Linked DNA regions of Homo sapiens: regions 1 and 2 are each linked to region 3. Evidence: read pairs that join two places in POLR2A ChIA-PET (ENCODE). Cell type or tissue: MCF 10A. All regions are shown on one strand.

Region 1 (8,000 bases), 74 kb before region 3:
TCCTTTCCTTGCCTCCTCCAGCTTCTGGAAGCAGCACCAGGTGTTCCTTGGCTTGTGGCAGCATAATTCCAATCTCTGCCTTCACTTCCCATGGCTGTCCTCCCTCTATTCCTATGTCTGTGTCCAAATTTCCCTCTTTTTATACAGATTTCAGTCATACTGGATTAAGAGCCCACCTTACTCCAGCATGACCTCATCTTACTAATTACATTTCAACAACTCCATTCCCAAATAAGCTCACATTCTGGGGTATGAGGAGTTAGGGCTTGAATGTACATTTCTGGAGGACACAATTCAATCCATAGCACAGGTTGCAGAGGCCACTTACAGGAGTGTGAAGTTTAGGAGCAGAGGGAAGACACTCTAAGAGCTGTAAGTGATGGAGGGGCTCCATTTGTTTGTTTTATTTTATATAAGACTTCTCTGGGTCCAATTTGGAGGACTCATAGGTGAGCATGACTCAAAATAGGAAGACCAGTTGGGTAAAAAGTTGTTACAAAAATGCTGGTGAATCTTGATTGTACCCAGAGATTGACAGTGGCAGAAAAGGTGGGTTGGAGAAAAAGGAATCTGTGACAGGGCTGTTTAGATTTCCAGGATTCTGGGGTTTAAAGAACCTCATTATTACTGGGGTGGTGGAACAGTAAAGAAAAGTGGGGGAGTCAAGGACCACTTCCAGGTTTCTGAGCTCACTGAGGAGAAGCAGATTGGAGGGGAGAGGAGTTCAGTTCTGTACAAGTGACAGGTTATGCAATCAGTGACATTCGGGAAACAGTGGGATGTAAAGGTCTGAGATTCAGAGAAACACTTTCCTCTGGAGATACAGATTTAGAAGCCATCAAGAATTAGATGATTATTGAGGCAGGAAGATGGATGATGCTCCAGAAAGACCACATAGAGTGAGAAGAGAAGGTCCAGGACAGAAGCCTGCAGAACCAGTCATGAGAGAGGCTAAAGGAGAAGGGGGATCAAGGGTTTACACTGAGAAAGTGCAGGGTCTGACTTCCCAGCCTTCCAGCCCCAAACCAAAGTGACCTCCTGCCACCACGGTGCACACACCAGTACTTACGTGCACTACACCTTCTCCTGAATGCTGATTATCCACACACGCGCAGAATCCCCTGATCCCAAACTCTGCCAACTCCTTAAGTGTGTTGTGGACCATGTCATTATCTGCTCCCCTTGTGTTCCTCGCGGCCTCCCTAAAAAGGATTTAGCACAAAGCAAGTGCTTATCACTAAATATATGAATAAATGTGATTAATTAAACCACCGTCAAAGATGTATTTAATACTTACAGTAGGTAAGGCAAGGTTCTCTAACAGAAACCAAGTATAGGGCACAAGATAAAACAGGTGCTCACTAAATGTTGTTGAAAGGAAAGGAGGAAGGGGAAGACACCAGTTAGCATCAGAACTACTCAGAATAATGATAGTAAGAGGCTCCACCGGAGAGGCCCCAGGACTGCGTGATTGTGATACGGAAGAAAGGGCAGAAGGTTGGACATCGGGACACCTACATGCCAATTCTCCTCTCACAGTAACTCCCTGTGTAAATCATTCAGCTTTCTGGACCCAGTTTGCTCGAGTATAAAGTTAGGGGTTTCGGTTATAGATTTTCTGAGAACCTTTGCCTCTGCAAAGCTAGAGTCCAAATTAAAAGTGTTGAAAGACAGAGTACAGAGGAAAACTAAGCTCTGGTTTTTTTTTTCGACAGTTACACACAGAAATGCTGAACATTTTCTCAAGTAATCCTCACCCCTGTCTCACAGAGAAGAAATGGAGGCTCAGAGACGTTTTGATATGCCCAAGGACCGTGAGAAGACTGGAGCATGGGGCTGGGGATGCACCAGGGCTGGGAGACAGGGGCGAGCATCCCCACAGTCATGGATGGCAGGGAGGCCGCGCTGCAGAGCTATTAAAACATGGCCTCTGACTTGGCGATGCGGGCTCTTTTTTGGTTCCATATGAACTTTAAAGTAGTTTTTTCCAATTCTGTGAAGAAAGTCATTGGTAGCTTGATGGGGATAGCATTGAATCTATGAATTACCTTGGGCAGTATGGCCATTTTCATGATATTGATTCTTCCTACCCATGAGCATGCAATGTTCTTCCATTTGTTTGTATCCTCTTTTATTTCATTGAGCAGTGGTTTGTAGTTCTCCTTGAAGAGGTCCTTCACATCCCTTGTAAGTTGGATTCCTAGGTATTTGATTCTCTTTGAAGCAATTGTGAATGGGAGTTCACTCATAATTTGCAAGTCAATCCTAAGCCAAAAGAACAAAGCTGGAGGCATCACACTACCTGACTTCAAACTATACTACAAGGCTACAGTAACCAAAACAGCATGGTACCGGTACTAAAACAGAGATGTAGATCAATGGAACAGAACAGAGCCCTCAGAAATAACGCTGCATATCTACAACTATCTGATCTTTGACAAACCTGACAAAAACAAGAAATGGGGAAAGGATTCCCTATTTAATAAATGGTGCTGGGAAAACTAGCTAGCCATATGTAGAAAGCTGAAACTGGATCCCTTCCTTACACCTTATACAAAAATTAATTCAAGATGGATTAAAGACTTAAACGTTAGACCTAAAACCATAAAAACCCTAGAAGAAAACCTAAGCATTACCATTCAGGACATAGGCATGGGCAAGGACTTCATGTCTAAAACACAAAAAGCAATGGCAACAAAAGCCAAAATTGACCAATGGGATCTAATTAAACTAAAGAGCTTCTGCACAGCAAAAGAAACTACCATCAGAGTGAACAGGCAACCTTCAAAACGGGAGAAAATTTTCGCAACCTACTCATCTGATAAAGGGCTAATATCCAGAATCTACAATGAACTCAAACAAATTTACAAGAAAAAACAACAACCCCATTAAAAAGTGGGCGAAGGACATGAACAGACACTTCTCAAAAGAAGACATTTATGCAGCCAAAAAACACAAGAAAAAATGCTCACCATCACTGGCCATCAGAGAAATGCAAATCAAAACCACAATGAGATACCATCTCACACCAGTTAGAATGGCAATCATTAAAAAGTCAGGAAACAACAGGTGCTGGAAAGGATGTGAAGAAATAGGAACACTTTTACACTGTTGGTGGGACTGTAAACTAGTTCAACCATTGTGGAAGTCGGTGTGGCGATTCCTCAGGGATCTAGAACTAGAAATACCATTTGACCCAGCCATCCCATTACTGGGTATATACCCAAAGGACTATAAATCATGCTGCTGTAAAGACACATGCACACATATGTTTATTGCGGCACTATTCACAATAGCAAAGACTTGGAACCAACCCAAATGTCCAACAATGATAGACTGGATTAAGAAAATGTGGCACATATACACCATGGAATACTATGCAGCCATAAAAAATGATGAGTTCATGTCCTTTGTAGGGACGTGGATGAAATTGGAAATCATCATTCTCAGTAAACTATGGCAAGGACAAAAAACCAAACACCGCATGTTCTCACTTATAGGTGGGAATTGAACAATGAGAACACATGGACACAGGAAGGGGAACATCATACTCTGGGGACTGTTGTGGGGTGGGGGGAAGGGGAGGGATAGCATTAGGAGCTATACCTAATGCTAAATGACAAGTTAATGGGTGCAGCACACCAGCATGGCACATGTATACATATGTAACTAACCTGCATATTGTGCACATGTACCCTAAAACTTAAAGTGTAATAATAATAAAATAAAAATAAATAAATAAATAAATAAACATGGCCTCTGGACAAAGGCCACCCGGTGTGAACCCTAATTCAGGCAAAAACGTGTTTCACACAGTTTTGAATTATTTGAGGCTTGGAGTTGTTCCAACAGCAGTTAAAGGTACTGACTCAGGGAGGAGGGTCCTTCCCGTGGCTTACCAAAAGTATTTTCAGATCCTTGGGCTAGCGGGGAAGTGACAGTATTATAACCACGGAAAGCCGTGGTCAGCAGTGCTGCGGAGGAGGGAGGAGACCTGCACTGTAGCTCAGGCTGTCCGTGGCACGTTCCCTCTGGCCTCAGGCTCCTCGTCGCTAATGCTTCATCAGTGAGCCCCAAGATCCTTTTCAACTCTGACACTCTGTGAAACCTCACCCTGAATTCTAGGAGCCCAGGTTGTTGATTTGTGTTGCACAGTTAAACGCTTCATGCTTGCGTGAGGCTGCCGTTCTCTGGAACACTCTGAAGCAGCGGCTTCCAAACGCAGGTCCCTGCACCAAGCTGAATCATAATTACCTGTAGGGCTTTATAAAAACACATATGCCAGGCCGCCACACCAAACCCACGGCGTCAAAATCTCAGGGGCGGAGCCTGGGGATTTGTATTATTAGAAATCTCCCAGGTGAGCCCGGTGCTCAGATCCACCCGTAGAACCAGTTGTGCAGCTGCCGCACCTGCGTTTCCGATGCAGCACCTGCCACCTGGTGCACATAGAAGGTACTGCAGGGATCCTGCAGGTCCAGGCAGCTCACTGCAAAGGGTGGAAGAGGACTCTGGGGTTTCTCATCTGGGTAACCAGCTGTCAGATACAGCTGGGCTTAAATCCTCACACTGACACCTCCAGCAATGTAACCACAGGTGCACTTAGAAAAATTGGGTGGAAATCCAGTGTCAAATGTGGGTTCTCTCTTGGAATAGCAAAAAAAAAAAAAAAAAAAAAAAAAAAAGTCCCATTCTTTCTCTTATGAATGGGAAAAGTGTTTTCTGCTATGCAAAGATCTAATTTCTTGGGGTGGTGATGGGGATAGAGTAATGAAGGAGGGGCAGCGAAAATGTGGAGGAGAAAATAAACTCATATGTTTGGGTTCATTTGGACTTTTTCTTTCAGTGGTGAAGAGAACTTAACTAGTAATAAAGGACAGATAATAAACACGGTTAATCCTCGGATAGAGCAGACCGTGTGCCAGACACTGATTAACAGCTTCATCTGTAATCACACTTCATTTCCAGCGCCAGCCCAGTGAAGTAGGCACTATCATGATGCCCATAAAAACATATAAGGAAACTAAAGTACAAAGAGGTTAAGTGATTTATTTGATGCCTCTCACCTGGATGTAGTTCCGTGCGTTCTGATCCAACATTTCATCTGTGTAAAACAAATATTTTCACGTAGTGTTCCCCTTCCTCATCCACCTCCATTCAGCATTCAAACTGCCCTTGCTTCATCAGGAGATGGACTGACAACACAGCTCAGAGAAATGGAAAACACTCAACATCAGCAAAAATGTTTGGAAAAACATCAAGGATAAGAGCAAAGTGATTAAGGAGAATGACACTTCCTGTGAACTGGAGAGATACATGTGAAATTTCTGTAATCTATATTTAGACAAGTTGGTTGTGCCTCGGTTTCTGTCATCTGCCAAAAGGGGGAAAAACTAGTGCCCATCCTATAGGTTGTGAAGAGCAAATGACATAGTGTGTATACAGCAGTCAGCACAGTACCCCTTTCAATGTTTAGCAGCTGTTGTTAGCAGATCAGATGTAACCAGTTTATTGAGAAGCCTCAATCCATTGCGGTATAGGTATAAACAGTTCAACTTGTTTACTCTAGCCACAACTGTTAACCATGATTTGTCCTATCTGTCAGTATCATTTTCTAATGATATTTTCAGGTAGATCCCATTGCTTTCCCATCGATATCAGTTACCAAAAGTCCCGTCTGGTCTAGTTCACAACTCCCATCTCATATCCAGTTTCAATAGCACTTCCTCGTCTCGCTTCAATGTTTGCCAGACTTGTACCTCAAGTTACGAGAGTGGGAAGGGGACATGGAGAAACCCTGTCACTACAAAAAAAATACAAAATTAGCTGGGCATGGTGGTGCATGTCTGTAGTCCCAACTACTTGGGAGACTGAGGCACAAGAATCACTTGAACCTGGGAGGCGGAGTTTGCAGTGAGCCGAGATCACGCCACTGCACTCCAGCACCTGGGCAACAGAGTGAGACTGTCAAAAAAAAGAAAAAAGAAAAAAAAAACACCAAGGGTGGTAAAAGGTTGTGGTCTTGTCTTCTAATTTTCTCCTTTCTTTTCTGGGTCTAGTGCCTTTCATGTTGAGGGAAGAAGGGAAAATAAGAGGAATAACAGAGATCGCTCTAAATAAGTGGCTGTTTGTCATTGGTGGAAAAAGGCTCCTGATCTTACACTGGCTTTACCTGCTTCCCTCTGTTGCTGGCGGCCTCTGACAATATGTTGGTCTCCTATTAGATGATGTGGTGTATGGAGTTATATGGTTTTGGACGCAGATGTTCATCTTTATGCCAGCCCCCTCCATCTCTGATGACCCCACAGAGGGGTAGCTGTGTCTCCCTTCATCCTATTAGCAGTCTGTGGCTCCCAGCTTCCTCTTTGGCCAGATGTCACCTTATCTGGTCCACATCAATCAGAACTCCCACCTTATCCTCCAACTTCTGTTCTCTCCTTAAAATGGAGCCCTGATGAACATGGAGGTCTTCTACACTCCCCAAGGGCTGAAGGGAAGTTGGTGAGGTAGACAAAGAGCACAACATTTTCTTCTTTTGTGGAAAACTTCACTACAGCACCTGCTGTCCCTTCAGAAGTGTGTTGCTCCACCATGCTTCCAGACATCAGAAATCTATGGTAAGAATTGGATGCCAGGAGATTTGCACTTTTGCCCACAATTAAGTTACCAGGATTGAATTTACCCTCCTGCATTCAAAATAAAAAAGATAAAATGTCAGAAACGCCATTTTCAAGACACTAGACCTAAGACAACAAAGGATAGTTACTCCCTAAGAGACAAGAAACAAACTAGGTAAGCCCTATGACTGCCCCAGCTTGCTGCCTTCAGAGACTATGCAGGCTACGGGACAGAGAAGAAAGTCTGAGAGGAGCCCAGTAGGATCCTTGAACTGAGGTAATAAGGCTGCGAGTTAGGGAAACCAAGTGGACTAGAGTTCATGGATGGACAAAGTAATAAAAGGAAAGAGATGTGCAGAGAAAGAGCCCTGACTATCTGCAGAGCATCCCCCTCTGATATTCAACAGAGTCCTGATTAGCACATGCATGTGAAGTAACACTTCAGGATGGAGGAAAAATAATTTGAAAAGATTAAAGAACATTGTCTGATGCTCACACGGGGCTGGGAATATTGCATATTCCCCCCTCTGACAGCTGAATGAAATCATACTTTATGAGCATTGGGTAGAGTACCCCAGAAAATCTTGCTTAGTAGTGGGGCATAATTAGCCCTAGACTGCTCAGATATGCCAAATAAATCATAAAAGCAAGACCCAAGAAGATCAAACAATTTCCAGGCAACTTAACACATCCCAGAACAAAGCTCAAGAAGATTTATAAGAATCAAAAAGATCCACCACCCAATAAGGTAAAAGTGACCATTTCTGGCATCTAATCAAAGATAACCAAGCATGCAAAGAAGCAAGAAAACACAAAGAGAATAACCAAGCAATCAAAACCATCCAAGAACTGAAACAGATTTAAAATTGTCAAGCTAAGATGTCAAAATAATTATTATAATTGTTCTCTATATGTTCAAAAGTTAAGTAGAGGCATGGATGATTTCAAAAATACTCAAATAGAACCTAGAGATGAAAACTACAATGTTTTAGATGAAAAATACTCTGAGTAGGATTAAGGATATATTAAACATGGCAGAAGGATGGCTAACTTGAAGACATAGCAATTAAAAATAATGGCAAAATAAACAGCAGAAGAAAAAATAATAAAATTCAGTGCAGAAATCAATGGAATAGAAAATAGTACAACAGTAGGGGGAAAAATCAATGAAACCAAGAGATGATTTTTTTAAGATCAATGGAATTGACCAACCTCCAGCCAAGTTGATCAGGGAAAATATGAAAAAAGACACAAATTACAAAATTAGGAATGAGACAGGTGCCATTACCACACATTCCCTTATATTAAAAAAAGGAGAATATTATGAGCAACTTTATACCTATAAATTTGACAACTCAACAAACCAATTCTTTAAATAACACA
Region 2 (8,000 bases), 260 kb after region 3:
TGCCTTTCAGGCTGACTGTGGCCTCCCTGCTTCCGGGAGGCCCTCATGGCCTTCCCTTCATCTACCTGCTGCCCCCCGGTGCTCCCCTCTGGGTGACGGGGCTTGTGGGCTCCTCTGTCTGCATCTGCATCTCTGTCTGCCTCCTGCCTGCTCAGGGTTCCTCGAGGATAGGCATGGCCATTACTTCAGGGCCCAGCCTGTTTCTCTATCCCAGAGCCTGTCCCTCTCGTCCACAGGTCTCCTGTCAGCCTCCTGACCTCTCTGCTAGGCCTCTGTAGTTGTGCACTCCCTCCTCAGTCCCTGTGTTAGCCTCTGTCTCTCTCTGCCTGTCCATTTCCTATGTCTCTTTCCTGGACCTGAGCCAGTAACCTGGCCCTGAGTACCCCCTGCCCCCGCCTCCAGCTTCCCAAGGCCACCGTGTGCTGGGCTCAGGTCAGCTTCCAGTTGGCTCCTGCCCTGACTCTCCTTCCATCTCTCTCTGTCACGTGGGCTTTCTTGAGCCAAGAATCTCACCTGTTATTTCCAAAACTAGATTCTGTTTTTGTAAATTCGTGAAAGACTGCACCTCTCACTAAACATATCCTGCAACTGTGCAAAGTAAGGCAGACCCAGGGCTCCTGCTTCATGGCGTCCCACTCCCACTTTCCTCTGGGACCTGACCACCAGGTAGCCTCCCCGCCAGCCACCACACAGCCTCTCTGAGCCTCAGTTTTCTCATTCATGGAAAGGGAGCAATGAGACCCATTTTGAAGGCTTGTTATGAGGATCAGAAATATTGCTTGGAAAGTGCTGAGCTCATGATGGATGCTCAACAAGCGGTAGTTATGATAATGGCAGGGAACGCGGTGGGGTTGCTTGTCTTGTTTTCTGCGTGTTTTGGCGGTCTGCAAGGGGAGAGCAGCCAGCAGGCAGGGCACCTGTGTACGTCGATGACTGACCACCCCATGGTACCCCAGATCTATCTCCCCAAAACACTATTCTTTCTGCCTGGGACCCATTCTCTCGAGTGGTGACATCTGAGTGGCTGAGATGTGACAACCTGTGGCTGCCAGGGCCTGGCCCATCCCCCAGAGCCCGGCAAAGGGGGTCCGTGTGGACTCTGGAGCTCAGCCAGGCTGGTTGTGTGGCTCTGGGCTGCCCGGTTTGCCTGCTCAAGCTCCTTGTTCCCTTCTCCATTGTATTAGGCAAAATAGACCTGAAAAAATCAGATCTGAGCCCCAAGGCTTCTGCCCAGGACGAGGCTGCCGATGGTGACTCTGCCATGTGCTTCCTCCTTTCCAGCACCACCGCCTCACCACCCCCGCTGCCCCTGCAGCCCACCCACAGCTCGGGGACCGCCAAGCCCCCCTTCCAGCTTTCAGACCAGCTACAACAGCAGGACCCGCCAGGGCCCGCCAGCAGCTCGGCACCCACCCTGGGCCTTCTCCCCGCCATCGCCACCACCATCGCTGTCTGCTTCCTGCTGCATAGCCTTGGGCCCTCCTGACCTCGGCCACCCCAAGTGGAGAAGCCAGAGAAATGACACAGGGGTCTTCGGCCACACCCAACTGCTCCTGCCACCACCTCCAGGGGGTGCCCAACACGTCGAGGGCAGTCCACATGGGATTGGCTAGACACTCTAGAGCTTTACTGTACCCAAGTTACATCTTCTTTTTTGTAGAAGGATCTTAATTTCCCATAGTGCTATGGGGCTCTTTTGTAAAATACGTGTCCATATTAAAAAAGAAAAATGTATTTATTCTACCGATAAAACTATTCTTATGTGGCCTGTGTTATAACCCCCTAGCCCTAGTGCTGGCCCGGGAGGGGAACCCGGGACATCAGTGACCTCCTGTGGACTGTGGCTCTGGACTGGCTTGCTCTTGGATCACCGAAGCCTCCTGGGTCTGGGTTTGGCTTCTCCGACTGTGGGGCCCTCAGCAGGAGGGGCAGGCAGGCAGGCTTAGCCTTTGTGAAGCTGGATTTGGGAGCCAGAGGTGTGAACGTTGGCCATCCTCCCCTCTGCTGGATGCACCCGCGGCCTGGGAAGATAATTTAGGAAAGAGAATGCTGCTATTGTGAAACCCCTGAGTGTCTATCTGGCCCTCCAGAGCTCTTGGTAAGTGTTTTCAACCAAAGCGCTGGGGTGGGGTGGGAGGTGGGATACTGGTGCTGAGGAAAGCAGTCCCCACCCCACAGAACAAATGAATAAACTGAGATCCAGAGAGAACCAGGTGGGTAGCCCAAGGTCACACGGCAAGTGGGAGAGTGAGGACATAAATCCAGACCTCTCTGTTCTGGTGTCATGAATCCAGCTTGGGTTAAAGGAGAGGCTGTTGAAGTCCTGGCTAAATGGATTGAGCTGGGCCGAGGGACTGGAGTGGGCACAGGAGGGCAGTTTTAGAGACAGGGGCTTAGGCCTCACATGATGTTAATAGTAATGAGAGCTGCCATTTTTCCAAAGCCTGCAGCGTGGCAAGCACTTTGCACACTTGCTTCACTGATTCTTGCGCTAGTTCTGTGAGATGTGACTATCCCCATTTCACAGATGAGGAAACTGAGCCCCCCAAAGAGGCGAAGGGACTTGCTGAAGATCCCCCAGCCAGGATGTGGCCCCAGATCAGTGTGATGCAAAACAATTCCTGCCTCCTGTTCCCTGTTCTGCCACGTTCTCTCTGCAAGGGAGCAGATCTCACCCAAACTGGGGCCAGCACAAGCTTTCACTCCACCAAGAAACCTTTTGGCCGGCTGCTTATGTTGACCCCTCTGGCCAAAGGGCTCTGGCAACTGCATGTGCCATGTGTCGCATGTCCTGACTTGCCAGATCTTGGAGCCCACGAGAAGCTTTCCTGCCAAATCAAAGGCTGAGAGGTGGGCACAGCTGTGGGGCACCTGGGGAGGCACAGCAGCCAAGTGGGGAGGCAGGTGACAGGGACTCCGAGAGACTTTAGCCCCTCGGCTCCTCAAGGTGGTGGTTGAGGAGACAGAGGACCCAGGTGGGCTAACTCCCACCTGGGAGGCCTGAAACCCTATGGGGCAGGTGCCTCAGTAATTACAGAGTCCTGGAACCTGACAGCAGAAAGGACCCTTCACTTGATGGATAATAGTAACAGTAGGAGGAATAATAAGGCCCACAGAGAGGAGACACTTCTCCAAGGCTGCACAGCCGGGTGGGCCTGCTGACTCCCAGCCCAGTGCACCCCAACTTTATAGCTTCGTGGGTTTCCCTGGCAGGCTTGATGGCAGCTAATTGGCCCCAGTGCCATCTTGCCCAGCTTGGCAGCTATCTCCCTTCTGAGACGGCAAGTTCTGGGCAGCTCATGGGATGGTCAGGAGTCCCACGGGCATCTTGGCAGGCAGCTGAATTCTTTACAGCTCAGCCCTGATGGACGTGTTTGAGCTTGAGACCTGGCAGGAGACTGGAGCTCTGCCTTAGAGGGCCCAGCCAGCCCTGTGGGCACCATGCTCTAAACTGAACTTGACCTCAATCCAGGCTGGAGTTGGTTTATCCTTGGCAAAAATGTGACTTCCTATTTCTGAGCGGGAAGGGGCTTAGCTGACTTATAAAGCAGGCTCAGAAGTTGGACATCAAACGGATCGTGCAGTGCACTATTTGGATGAGATAAGTGTAAAGGAATTAGAAGCACACAGGCCAGATTCCTCTCTGTTTGGGGCAGAGTATGGCGTGAGACGTATTGAGATGGAGCTTGAGGTTAATTAAAGATGAAGCATTTGGGTAAACAGTCCAGGCACCTGACCGTGTGCCCAGATCTGTGCCAGGCACTGAGCCAAGAAGGTAAATTAATGCAGCTTGTAATTACTGAGCACATGCAATGCCAGGCTCTGTATTAGAGCTGAATCTAACCACTCTCCTTGGCCCAGAGGAACTCATTATCAAGATGGGACAAGCAGTGCAATGCTAGATTACGTCGTCCTGGCCCCTAACTTCAGGAAGATTCAGCCTTAGTCTTTCCCAGATCCCTCCTCTGGGCATATTAGGGGATCCTAAACTCTCCCTTACCCTAATTCAAGTGTTTAAAGAAAGATGGCTAGACTAACCGATGGAGTAGACATGTACCTACAGGAGAGCAAGAGCCAATGTGGTCAGACATCTGTTGCCAAAGTTCACTGATCTCTGAGGACCACCAGCTGGCCAGGGTCTGAAATGAACTCAACTTGCTGACTTATGACCCAAAAGACTTGAGGCACATATGCAGGAATCTGCATGTCTGGGGCACTTGAATTCTCTCATCCTGGGCCAGAGAACCACCATTCCATAAGCAGCAACCCACACCTTTGACACGATCTATCCACCACTAACTGACATTTCTTCCAGAAACGTTCTTTGTGCCCAGCCTCATAAAATGCTCCTGTTGCTCTGAGAAATTTGTGTGCACTTCTTAGACTTTTCTGTTTGACTGTGAGGCAGGCAGGAAAGATGAAAGGTCTGAGACCCAGCAGGTAAAGTGATCTGCTTAAGGTCGGGCAGCATGTTATTGTGGCCCTGGGTCCTCTACCTCTCACGAAAGCTGACTGTGTGATGAAGGGCTCTCTGGGGCATGTTGGAATGGCCATGTCCCCAGGTCTTCCTCCAGTGGTGGGTCTGATGCACCAGCAGCCAGATGAAGACAGGGAGAGCCCTGTCATCCACAGTGGAGGGAGAAGAATCAGGCTGCCAGGGAGCTGCAAAGGGCTGCTGAGGATGCCTCCAGTCCTGAGAGTCAAAGATCTGGGATCTAGGAAGCATGGAACCTTGTGCTGGTTATGAACAAATTTGTCCTTGCATTGAAAGACCCTAAGCATATTTTCTTCATGCTAAATAATGTGTTATCTACAACTTCCTGGCCTCGGCTAGACCTGGACAAGCCTAGGTGCTCAGGCCCCTTGTCCCACTTGCCTAATCTCCAGCCCAGGGCCATTGTCACAGTGGATCCCAAAGAGGAGGGAAAGTCCTTCTACCAAAAGGAAAGTCTATTGAAAATGCTGTGAAGGACAAGAGAAGTTCTCCAGGGAATTGCAGCTTTGATGGCATCCTGTGTGGCAGACAGCAGAATTGGGGCTGGTGATAGTTTTTCAGTGACTGTGAGATAAGAACCAGAGTCCTCAGCCTCACCCTGAAGTGTCCGCTAGACCCTTCGTGACCCAACCCTGCTGACCAGCCACGTCTCTCATGTCTCTTACCCTGTGCCTGGCCAGCGTGATGTGCAGTCATCTCTAGAATAGACAGGATGTTTCACACATGCTGCTCCCTACCCCTGGAAACTCCCTTCTCTCCCCTGTAACTGCTCATCCATTGAGGATCAACACAGATAGCACTTCCTCCAGGAAGCCCCCTCCCATTCCTTTGTGCTTTCTTAGCATCTATCACAATACCCACTGCCCAGTGTTGTGACTATCTAGTGTGTATCTGCTCCTCTCGGACTGTGAGCAGCTTAATGGCAGGGGTCATGTAAATTTGTTTTTGTACCCTCATCTGACACAAAGGTGGTGCTCAACAGATGTGTAGAGAGAGAAAGGAAGGGAAGGAAGCTGAAGGAAGGGGAGGAAGAAAGGAATGAAGGCAGAAAAGAAGGAGAGAGGCAGACCTTAGTTCCACCAGTGGCATAATTTCCACCAAGCCAAAGCTGTCTGGGGATGGCCCGGAGCCCCCAAGGGTGGCAGGTTTCCCATCGGGAGAGGTGTTTGAGCAGGGGCAGTGTGCCCACTGGCTGAAGAAGTGGTAGGAGAGTTGACATCTTGCCAAGGGCCTGGTGTAGATGACATTGAGGGTCCCTCCTGGCTCTGCAATGATCAAGTTCTATGAACATTGTTATTTTTCCAGAAATTCATCTGAGCAGCCAAAAAAAATCACCCCGCTGGCTGTCTAAACCAGTAAGGTTCAGGAATAAGTCCAGCCTCCCCACTCCACCCACAACCACCACCACCCCTCACAGCGCCCCCTTCAATGACCCAGCTGGGCTTGACTGCTGCCTTTGGGTGGGGGAACTTCTGAAAGGTGGAGGAGGAGTGAACTGGAACCCAGGCCTGCAGCCCAGCCCAGAGCTCCTTCCCGCTCTGCCCCACTCCCTGACCCCAGGGGAGGAAAGGGTTCACGAGAACTGATTGACCCCCTACTTGGCTCTTTCCAGGGAGCATCGGCTATCCTCACCCTTTCTCCAAGTGGGAGCTGGGCTCTTCCTTTCCGGAGATACTCTGGATACTCCTTCACTTTGCTGGATGACCTTGGGCAAGTTCCTGTCCCTCTCTGAGCCTTCACTTCCTCATCTGTCAAATGAAGACCTTGATTCCTGCCTGGGCAGTTCTAGGGCTGGAGGGCAGGGGTGACATGGACAATCTTGGGCCTCCATGGAGATGAGGTGCTTGGCTTTCTTCCCAGGACCCACAGGCTGCCATGGGATTGAAAGCATGTGGAGGTGGGAAAGGTGACAGAGTAGCATGCCTCCAAGGCCCCCTTCATCCCAGTCCTGCTGTGGGGAAAGTGGGCTTTGAACGGGATCCAAGTCTAAGATGTTTCCGGTGAGCTGCCAGGGACAAAGGGCTCTCAGACATCTTGGGTCCCCAGTGGCTGGGGTGGGCAGGGGCTGATTCAGCCAAAGGAGGCTCTAGCCCAGAACAGAGGAAGCCAGAGCCCCTGCCCCATTCTTGAGCCTCACAGAGCTTGTCCCCGAGTTGATTCACTGTGCAACACAGGCTTCAGATTCATGTATTTGAAAGGTATTCATGATGTTGTTCTCTTATCACCTCTGCCCCTCACCTCTGTGAATTATCATGAAGAGTCCTTTAAGAGTATAAATAGAAGACAAAGAAAGATGCTATTAATGTTATTTTGCCAAAAATATTTTTGTAGCATAATATATTAATAAAAGATATTATGAATTCAATGGCTTAGTGTTTCTGTGTGACAGCTCCTCTCTTCCTGCCAGGGAACGTTCAGGAAAATTGCCTTTGCTGTGAGGGCCAAGGCCTGCAGTGAAGCAGAGGAGTTGGAATGAGCCCGGTTTTCATGCACAGAATCGGGCAGACTTTGGGAGGATGGTTTCAGCAGGAACCCAATGGCTTGAGAGGCCTCATGCCAAATGAGGTCCAGATACCCTCTCCCCAGCCAGATTGAGCTGCCCAACGATGTGGAGAAGGAGCTGCTCGGGGACTTTAAACACAGCTCAAATCTGGGGCTCAGGCTTGCAGTCTCCCTTTTTTTTTGCCTTTCTCACTCACCAAGACCTACTGATTCTTCCCGATCAGCTCTTCCTACACACTCCCTCATCCCCATTGCTCCACCCTGGTCCAGACCTTTTACCTGAGCCCCTGCCACCTAGCCAGGCCCCTCCAGTCCACTCTTCCTTCGGCAGCCAGAGAGCGCTGTCAACCAACAAAAATGACCACATATCTCCCCTGCTTTGAAAATTCTTCAGTGTCTCCTCGAGGTTGACAAAGGTTACACAAGGCCCTCTAAGATCTGGTCCCTGCCCATGCCTCCTACAAGAAAGCCGCGCCTTGCCAAGTCTTCCCCCAGCATTCCACACTCCAGAGTTACTGCCAGCCTCAGTGTTTTCTAACTCCATCCCCCGCTTCACCACCCGCCACCTCTGCACTTGCTGTTTCCACAGCACTGCCAGTCTTTCCTCTTTATGCCTCACCCATTGCTCTGTTGAACTCCTACACATCCTGCACAACCCAGCTCCAGTGGTATCTGTTGCACAGAGACTTCCCCAACTCCCCAAGCCATGCCTCCCCTCTGATCCTACAGCTCGCTGTTCCTCGGAGCACTTAAGGTTGTGCTGAGATGATCTGTAGTGCCCACTCTGCCCCTTGGCTTCCTCGTGCCAGGGCCACGGGTTGCCTCTCTGTGAAGTCAGCCTCAGCACAGTCGTTTATGTATGCCATATAGACACTATATATAGTGGGGACTTGTGGAAGAATGATGGAGTAAACAAAGAGGAAAGAAAGAAGGGAAGACTTCAAATACAACATGTCATATCTGTTCTATCACAGCACAACATACCGTCCAGTGTCAGCTGACT
Region 3 (8,000 bases):
GTTCTGGCTTCAAAAGTCATATCCATTGCAGACTTGAGGTCCTCCAACTACTACCATTAATTTATCAGTCACCTTTCCTCGAGTCTTCACTAAATGCCAGATACAGGGCATTATCTCATATAATGTTGCCAATAATCCTACAGAAATTGCACAAGGCATAGGTACATTAGTTAATTGTCTTGTCCAGACATATGTATCTGACAATGGACTAAACCCAGCTGCAGCTGATTCAAAATCCCTTGTCCTTAACCATGAATATAGCCAAGACACCCTGATCCTTGAACTTTCTTGAGGCCTGGGTCATTCCAAGCTTCAAATGCTAACTCCACCCAGCCATCTACCTGGTGAGGGCTCTTTTCTTATCCACCCCCACCCTACCTCTACCTTGCTTCAGGGGAGATGACTGAGGACAGAATCTTTCCTGAGACACATTGTGGTTGGGCGAAGGGGTCAAACTAGACCCTGGCTGTGTGGATATAAGTATAGAAATGATGCTTCTGAATCAGAAATCAGAACATGTGGTCTAAAAAATGGCCTATTCTTATTTAATTTCTTCTTCCAAAAAGTTTGATCAAAGTAATCAAATGTTAGGAAGTTTGAACACATAATACCTTTAGTGAAAAGAGTATTACATAATAAACACAAAAGTCAGACAATAATTGATATATCCATTCAACTAAAACCCTAATTTTTTAAATAAGAATTATCCAGGACACCCGGCAGGTGGTAAATGTGGCTCCCCTGGAGCCCATCATCATAGCTCCAAGTAGCTAAAGGCTTTCCCTTCTTCAAGGCCTAAGTCCTAGAAGCTGTCCCACTGCCCACTACTCTAACCCTCCTCCCCAGGAAAGTGGTTGCACCATCCCACCCCCAATTTCCTACCACTCTCTTTTTAATGACCTATTTCAGAGTTCAGTGTGTCTGCCCATCCTCCACCACCTCAAGGTCTGAGATTTTTAAAAAATTTAAAAATGGTCTGAGTCATCTCTGCCTCCCCAGGGCCCAGGCCCACAGAGCCCAGCAGGTGTCAGTGTGTTGGCTGAATGAACAAATGAATGACCATGCTGACTGAGAGGAACGTTTCTTGGCCTAGAATTCATCTCTGCGTACCCTGGGCTTTGTTTTTTTCTCACAGCCCTCCAGCACAGCTGGTGATTATGGGTCTCTGCGTCTGCCTCCTCAGAGGCGGTGGTCCAGGTCAAGGGCTAGGTCTAACTTGCCTCTTTATCCCCAGTGTCAACCCAGGGAACGGTGCCAAAGAGACCTACGGAAGGGCTTATTGAAAGAATGAATGATCAAAAGAACAAAGAACTTGCCTCAGAAATGTTCCATCCTTGGCAGAGAAAGCATTAACCTGTATGTGTGAACCTACCCCCATCCCCAGCAACCTAAATGAAATTAGAAGGGGGTCCCTGCTGATTGGTTATTCTAGGCCAGGCAGAGCACACCAGGCTGAGCCCAGAGGGTAGGGCTGGGGCATGGCCAAACTGGGAGCCCAGGCGGGGCAGAAGGGGCAGGGCCAAATGACCACTGTCACCAAGGACCCCTCCATGTGGATGGGGTTAGGACAGCTTCCCCAGCTCCAGGCTCTACTCAGCAGCTCCCTTTGGCTCCTAGAGCTCCTCAGTGGTCTGTGTCCTTGGCCCAGCCATGAAGGTCAACATAATAAAGAAGAAAAAAACACAGAGAAGTCCTGGCTCCTTCAAGGATGACGCTACCCTCCTCCCACCTCCCCTAACCCATGAAATGGGGCAATAATAATAATAATGCCACTTTCAGGGTGTAGTTGAAATATGGAGCTCAATTGGCCAACGGGATTGGGCTTTGCGAATTGTTATGTGGGACCTTTGGGTGGCAGCTTGCCCATAGTAGCTTCCATGAAGGCAGAAAGTGGTGTTGTACGTGGGGAGAAAAACAGATCAAATTATGCTGGGGGTGATGCAAAGTTCCCTTCCTGAGCATTTACCACATGCCAACCCCTGGGCTTGTAGACACACGACCGTGCATTACTTCATTAATTTTCATAGTCAATATTCAGAGTAGGGATTAATCCCATGGAAAAGATGGGGAAATTGAGGCCAGAGAGACTCAAAGAGGTAAAGACACGTGGCCCACATTGGTCTCAAATGTCAAGGCTGAGCCAGGCTCAGAACCCAGGACTTTCTGACCCCATACTCTCAAGTTGCCTCCCCCAAACCACAAACAGACATCCATTCTGGGTCAGTCTCAGCCATGCACTTGTTCTGTTTCCTTGTGCAAGTCGTTCCTGCTGTGTCTGTTGAAGTCTGACCCACTCCCTACCCCCAACTTCAAGGAGCTACTCTGTCCCAGTCTGCTCATTCACATGCCCATCTCTCTCCACGACCACCTCAAACTGCAGCTGCCATTTCTGTTAGAGCTAGAATCAGCATAGCAGCATGTATTTCTACTGGAAAGGATTGCATGAGCCTGTGCCCCTCCCTGATTGGGATCCCTGGGAAGACAGAGTCTGTATTCCATTCATCTCTATGCTCCTCTACACCACCAAGTCACCCGGCCCAGTACACAGCCTTGAGAAAAAGAAGGACACAGAGAAGATGCATCTATTAAAATGTCCCTTTTCCAGGCCTGTTTTTTCTCCAAACGGTGGATGAGTTCGATTAAATCAATGGTTACAGAAAGGCCAGGAGTAAGCCCTATCCAAACAGTCTGCTCCCATTACCTCTCTGACCTCATCTCCTGTGTTCCAGCAACACTGGCTTCCAGGACATCAGTCATCCCTGCCTCAGGACCTTTGTATCTGCTATTGTCTCCACCTGGAGTGATCTTTTCTCAGATCTACCCATGGCTACCTCCTTCACTCCTTCAGGTCTTCCTTTCCTGATCACACTATTTAAAGTTGTGTCACCCCCACCCCCCCAAGAATTCTCTGTCTCCTCCTCTTCTTTATTTCTCTCCATTGCATTTATCAGTATCTTACATTTTTAAAAAAGTGCTAAGTTGTTGGCTAGCTGCCTCAGAATTACCTGGGAGAGCTTGTTTAAAAATGCAGATTCCTGAACCCCACCAGACCAGCTAAATCAGGATCTCAGGAATGAAGACTGACTATTTGCATTTTATAAATGCTTTCTAGGTAATACTGATGCACAGACAGGATTGGGAACTGTAGAAAATCACTGGAACAAAGCCCCTCCCAGGTGGGACATCTTTGGATCAGCCAAGCCCCAGCTTCAGCTCTGGCCTTTGTTCCATCACCTGCACCCTGCGCCCCCCTAATGCTGTTCACGCAGCCTCCCTCATGCTACATGAAACTACTTGCTGTTCTCTGACCATAGTATCCTTTTAGACTTGTTCAACTTTTTTTTTTATATACTTTAAGTTCTAGGGTACATGTGCACCACGTGCAGGTTTGTTACATATGTATACCTGTGTCATGTTGGTGTGCTGCACCCATTAACTCGTCATTTACATTAGGTATATCTCCTAATGCTATCCCTCCCCCCTCCCCCGACCCCATGACAGGCCCCGGTGTGTGATGTTCCCCTTCCTGTGTCCAAGTGTTCTCATTGTTCAATTCCCACCTGTGAGTGAGAACATGTGGTGTTTGGTTTTTTGTCCTTGCGATAGTTTGCTGAGAATGGTGACTTCCAGCTTCATCCATGCCCCTACAAAGGACATAAACTTGTTCAACTTTTGCTCATGCCCTTTCCTCTGCTCTAACTGTCCTCTTCAGTATTCTCAACTTATTCTCCAAAGCACTGCTGAGATGCCACCTTCTCTGGGAAGCCTGCCTGTCTCCTTCACCCCACCTAAGTCAGAGTCCCTAATTTCTTCCTCCACTCAGAGAATCTGCACATTTCATTGGTACAGGATTTATCACACATTTTAGAATCAATTTTTCAAGTGCTTGTTCTTCTCAGTAGACCATGGCTCTGAATAAAACAATGATTGAGTCAGATTCATTGATATTCTCAGTGCCTAGAATAGTACTTGGAATGTAGCTAGTGCCTACTATGGTGAGTGCACGAGTGAATGTATTAATAAATGCATGGGTGCTTAAGTTGACGCATGCTTAGGAAAGCCAGAGTTGTAAGATTGATATCATTTGTCTTCAAACTGACCCAGCATTTTCCAGTTTCATCTGAGCACAGCTGACCATCACTGACAGCTCAAATTTTCCGTTAGGACAAAACAGACCCTCTCAAACTCCCCCCTACCCATCTGTCAACAAGTGACCCAGCTTAGTTTAGAAGCACTCCCCTCCTGGAGCTCTTTACTCTGTTTCAAGGTGAATCCAAGCTTTCTGCTACAAAAGTTCTAGATATCAAAGCTGCCCTTGGGGAGTTCTTTTGTTCATGGAAAGGACTTTCTCTAACCTCGCCCAAGTCAGGTGATTCTTAGCCCACTCCATCACAGAATATGAGACCTGCCCCAGTGGTGCTCCAAGCAGAAAGGAAAGACAACATTACCCACACACAAAAGTCACAGGACAGCCCTCTAGTTTGGCATGAACCACCAGAGATCACTGGGTGTAGCCTCCTCACTCTTCAGATGGACAGAGAGGGCCAGAGTGATTTGCACAATTACATAAGGTCACTGGGCCCTGGCGGAACTCAATCCTTCAGTGGGAGGCTCTTCCCCTTCCCCACCTCTTGCCCCTTCCAGAGAATGGCTGGACTTCCTCTTAATGAGAGACATGATTTATGTCGGCTGGGCCCAATTAGCGTCAAGCTCTCTTGGGCTGCCAAATGCCCCGCTGGCCAGCAGCTGAGGCCTGTCTGGCAGGACATATTTGGATGATGAAGCCATGCTACATGCTAAACTCAGCCCAGGAAACAGCAACTTGACTTGGATGCCCACCAAAGACTGCCAGGCTTGGCTCCTACCCTCAAGTTGGGCAACAAGGCTGTTTGGCAGGGGATGGAGCCGTGATTCTCTGGCAAGAGGGGTGAGGCTGGTCTAGGAGAGCACCACCCCAGGGCAGGATGCCCTCCTTGGGCTTGGCTGGGCCCGGCAAGTATAGGCAGTGACAGAACCCTGAGCTGTGAGCCAGGAGATCTGGACTCAGAGCCAGCTCCACTACTGACTCCTTATTGGGTGACCCTGAGCCCATTGTTTATCTTCCTCTTTATGTCTCAGCTTCTCATCTGTAAAGTGGGAAGGATTTCTCTGCCTGCCTCAGGAAACACTTAAGGGACATACATGGTACCAAAAAAGGGCTTACTCTTTTTAGACCTTGGTTTCCTTATCTATAAAATGGGACAAGCATGGCATTTCCCTCACAGAGCTGGTATAAGTTTAGGTGTATATTAACACATGATGCCTGGCATGGAATGAGAGCTAAATCAGCTTCGTATTATTAGTATTATGTTGGCTTAGCCATACTCTCACTAACTCTTAGTTTTCTGATATGCCTTCTTCATAAAGGTTGGTGTGAAAATCAAATTTGGAAACCGTGTCTGAGAAAGAAGCTTATGTAAGTTGGTACAACTAAGAATTAGTAAATTGGGGTTCTAAATTTAGATCTGTCTGACCCTCAAGCCTCAGTTTCATCTACAATAGCAATATCCACTTACCATCCACTGGTTTTCAGATCCTGCTTTCAGTGCTGAGCATGCAGCGTGGAGCTGGCCTGGAGAGCCTAGACATACCAAAACAGCCCCAGCCCCCACATTGCCACCCCAGATCTGCCCTGTTATGTTCATGGTAACACTTCTGAAAAGCCCAACTTCCAGGAGAACAGACTAAAACAGAAAGCAAGGAGGGACTGTCCTGAGCCCCCAGTGAGTCAAGTGCAGGCCCTGAAGAGAATAACCGCAAGCTCCAGTCTCTGTCCAGACCTGCCCCGGCTCTGTGCCCAGCCCTACGGAGCCGCACAGCCTCCTTCTTCCTCTGCCCTAAGTCTTCCCTGCTTTACAGGGTGGAGGCTTGAGCTGAGAGGAAGAGCACATGGATTTTAATCTCAATTCTAGTACTGACTTTCTTCAAGACTTTGGAGAAGCACTTTAAACTTTCTTGGCCTGAGACTATTGTGTGTTAAGTGGAAGTGCCACGCAAACTCATTAATGTGGGTGTGCTTCTCACCCGTTCCTCATAACAGGATTTTTTGCCCTTATAAACTTTGAGGCAGAGGGATGACTGACTCTTCTTAGCTTTGTGCTTCGTTCTGTTTCTTCAATATGTTAAAAAAAAAAAAAAGAAAAGAAAGAAAAAGCAAACAATCCCCCCTTATTAATGTCTCTGGGACACCCAGCTGGGGGATAAAGAATGCAAGGAAGATGGCCATGGAGCCCAGATAAATCTGTAGCTCTTCATTTCCACTTGGAGGAGTACAGACCCAGGCCCTCACCAAGCCCTGAGAACATGAGAGCCTGCAACTCCCAGAGAAATAAACACGCTTCAGAGTGAGAGGGGAGCCAATGGAAGTCAATCAGCTCAGAGAGACTTGAGAGATTTTTGGATGTTTAAGGCAGAGTATAATTCATTTTGGGGAGTTGTGGGCTGCTAGACCCAAAATCTGGACCCCAAATCTAATCTAGATAGAGAAATTAAAATCTGCCCATACATGCCTTAAGTTTTCACTCCAAACCTGCCACCATCCTCAGCCACCTTCTTTCCTCCTGAGGAGCTAGGACCCAGTCTCTTGATTGTTTTTATTCCACCATCAACACCCTCCACCCTAGGACTGAACACGTGGGGTGCTCAGTAGACATTCTATCTGCAATCCTCAGCCCTTACTGATCAGGGGCCCCTGTAGACTGTAAGATGTTAGATCGCCAGGAGCCAGCCCTGTTCTCAGTACGTGGAAGGTGTTTACTTCAGCTGAGCTCACACATATTGCAGCCCATGGGTTCCAGGAAGGATGGTCAGTTCAGATGTGATTCATCCCAGCCACAGAGCCTCTGGGTGTGACCTTAGATAAGTGAATATGTGGTGGAATGTATGAACATCCAGAATTAGGGTCAAGAGACACCCTGATTCAATCAACTTAGGAAGGAATACATGTCTGTTTATTAATCAGCAGATGGTATCTTTCTGACCTCCCAACTGCTGGGCGTGGGGAACCCAGAGAAACTGGGACAGAAGAGATATATGAGAATGGAATGAACATTAGTTTACAAAAAAGTTAGTCACAGAATGGGGAAAAAAGGTCAAAGACAGAAAGCAAATTTAACCCTTGGTACTATCATAAAGAATAACAGTAGGATTTCCTAATTCTGCAGAAATTTCTTACTTTCCCAGAATCCAGTTTCACCCTCACCACAACCTCATCAAGTAAGTCTCATTATGGCCATTTTATAAATGGGGAAATGGAGGCAACTACCAATAAGGTTGCTCGCTCTAACATCTTAGAAACAAACTCATTAAAAATAAGTGCTATACTTTTGAAATCACAGAAGGTCATCAATTTGACGAGCTTTTTTTTTCTCCAGAGTAAGAGTGATGTAAAAAGGATTCTAAAAGATTGATTATGGTCATTAATTAAGCTTCCAAAGTGCCTTCATAGGAGATGTAAAACTTTTTTCCCTGTAATGCTGATCCTGTGGCAAGTTTCCTCTGAAGGACCCTCCTCCCTTCTTACTTTACTTTAAATGGCTCAGCTCCTCAGGGTCTATTCTTAGTCCTACTCTTCTTCTGTATACATTCTTTCTAAGTTCTCTCATTCACATCAGGACTTCAAGTGGTATCCCTGAATTGTACACTTCTAGCATGGAAGCCTCCTAAGATCCACACCTGCACGTTCTACGGTGGTGGGCACTTTAACAGCTGAGTATCCCCATAGCACTTAAAACAAGACAGAGCAGTTTCCCTTCCCCAGGTACTACTGTTCTTTCTTTCACACTCAATCATGGAAGAAGAAAGTCAGGGCAGGAGGGAGGGAGGAAGATGGATGCTGCTAAAGAGCCCTAAAAGACGGACTAGTCCAACCCTTCATTCTAAAGATGAACAAACTGGCCAGACAGAATCAGATTTGGGGCTGGAAATCCTGTCTCCTGACATCTGGCCTGGATCTTTGTAAG

What was found. Peaks named below come from ENCODE experiments on the same cell type or tissue, not always from the same donor. Only the 100,000 strongest peaks of a DNase experiment are listed, where the experiment ranks them.
Region 1: POLR2A ChIA-PET joins it to region 3 with 5 read pairs; 3 of 35 experiments call an interaction of 5 or more read pairs at or near these places.
Region 2: POLR2A ChIA-PET joins it to region 3 with 5 read pairs; 1 of 35 experiments calls an interaction of 5 or more read pairs at or near these places.

The regions. Positions count from the first base shown.
Region 1 is chr1:48,090,306-48,098,305 of GRCh38, reverse strand. It overlaps LINC02794 (long intergenic non-protein coding RNA 2794), which reads right to left. Exons shown (of 15, transcript XR_007066073.1): 6 at 6,173-6,686; 7 at 5,067-5,207; 8 at 3,900-4,262; 9 at 1,070-1,202. Among named protein-coding and RNA genes, the nearest start is that of LINC02794, 45 kb to the right of the region's middle. RefSeq lists an enhancer at 4,601-5,800. In MCF 10A, a CTCF peak has its summit at 4,442 (motif pointing left); a DNase peak (open chromatin) is centred at 4,415.
Region 2 is chr1:47,759,388-47,767,387 of GRCh38, reverse strand. TRABD2B (TraB domain containing 2B) reads left to right here. Exons shown (of 7, transcript NM_001194986.2): 7 at 1,282-6,860. The coding sequence ends at 1,486. Among named protein-coding and RNA genes, the nearest start is that of LINC01738, 75 kb to the right of the region's middle. In MCF 10A, no CTCF peak of the experiment used is centred here; a DNase peak (open chromatin) is centred at 3,387.
Region 3 is chr1:48,016,780-48,024,779 of GRCh38, reverse strand. No RefSeq gene overlaps it. Among named protein-coding and RNA genes, the nearest start is that of TRABD2B, 23 kb to the right of the region's middle. RefSeq lists an enhancer at 1-107. In MCF 10A, no CTCF peak of the experiment used is centred here; DNase peaks (open chromatin) are centred at 4,899 and 5,799.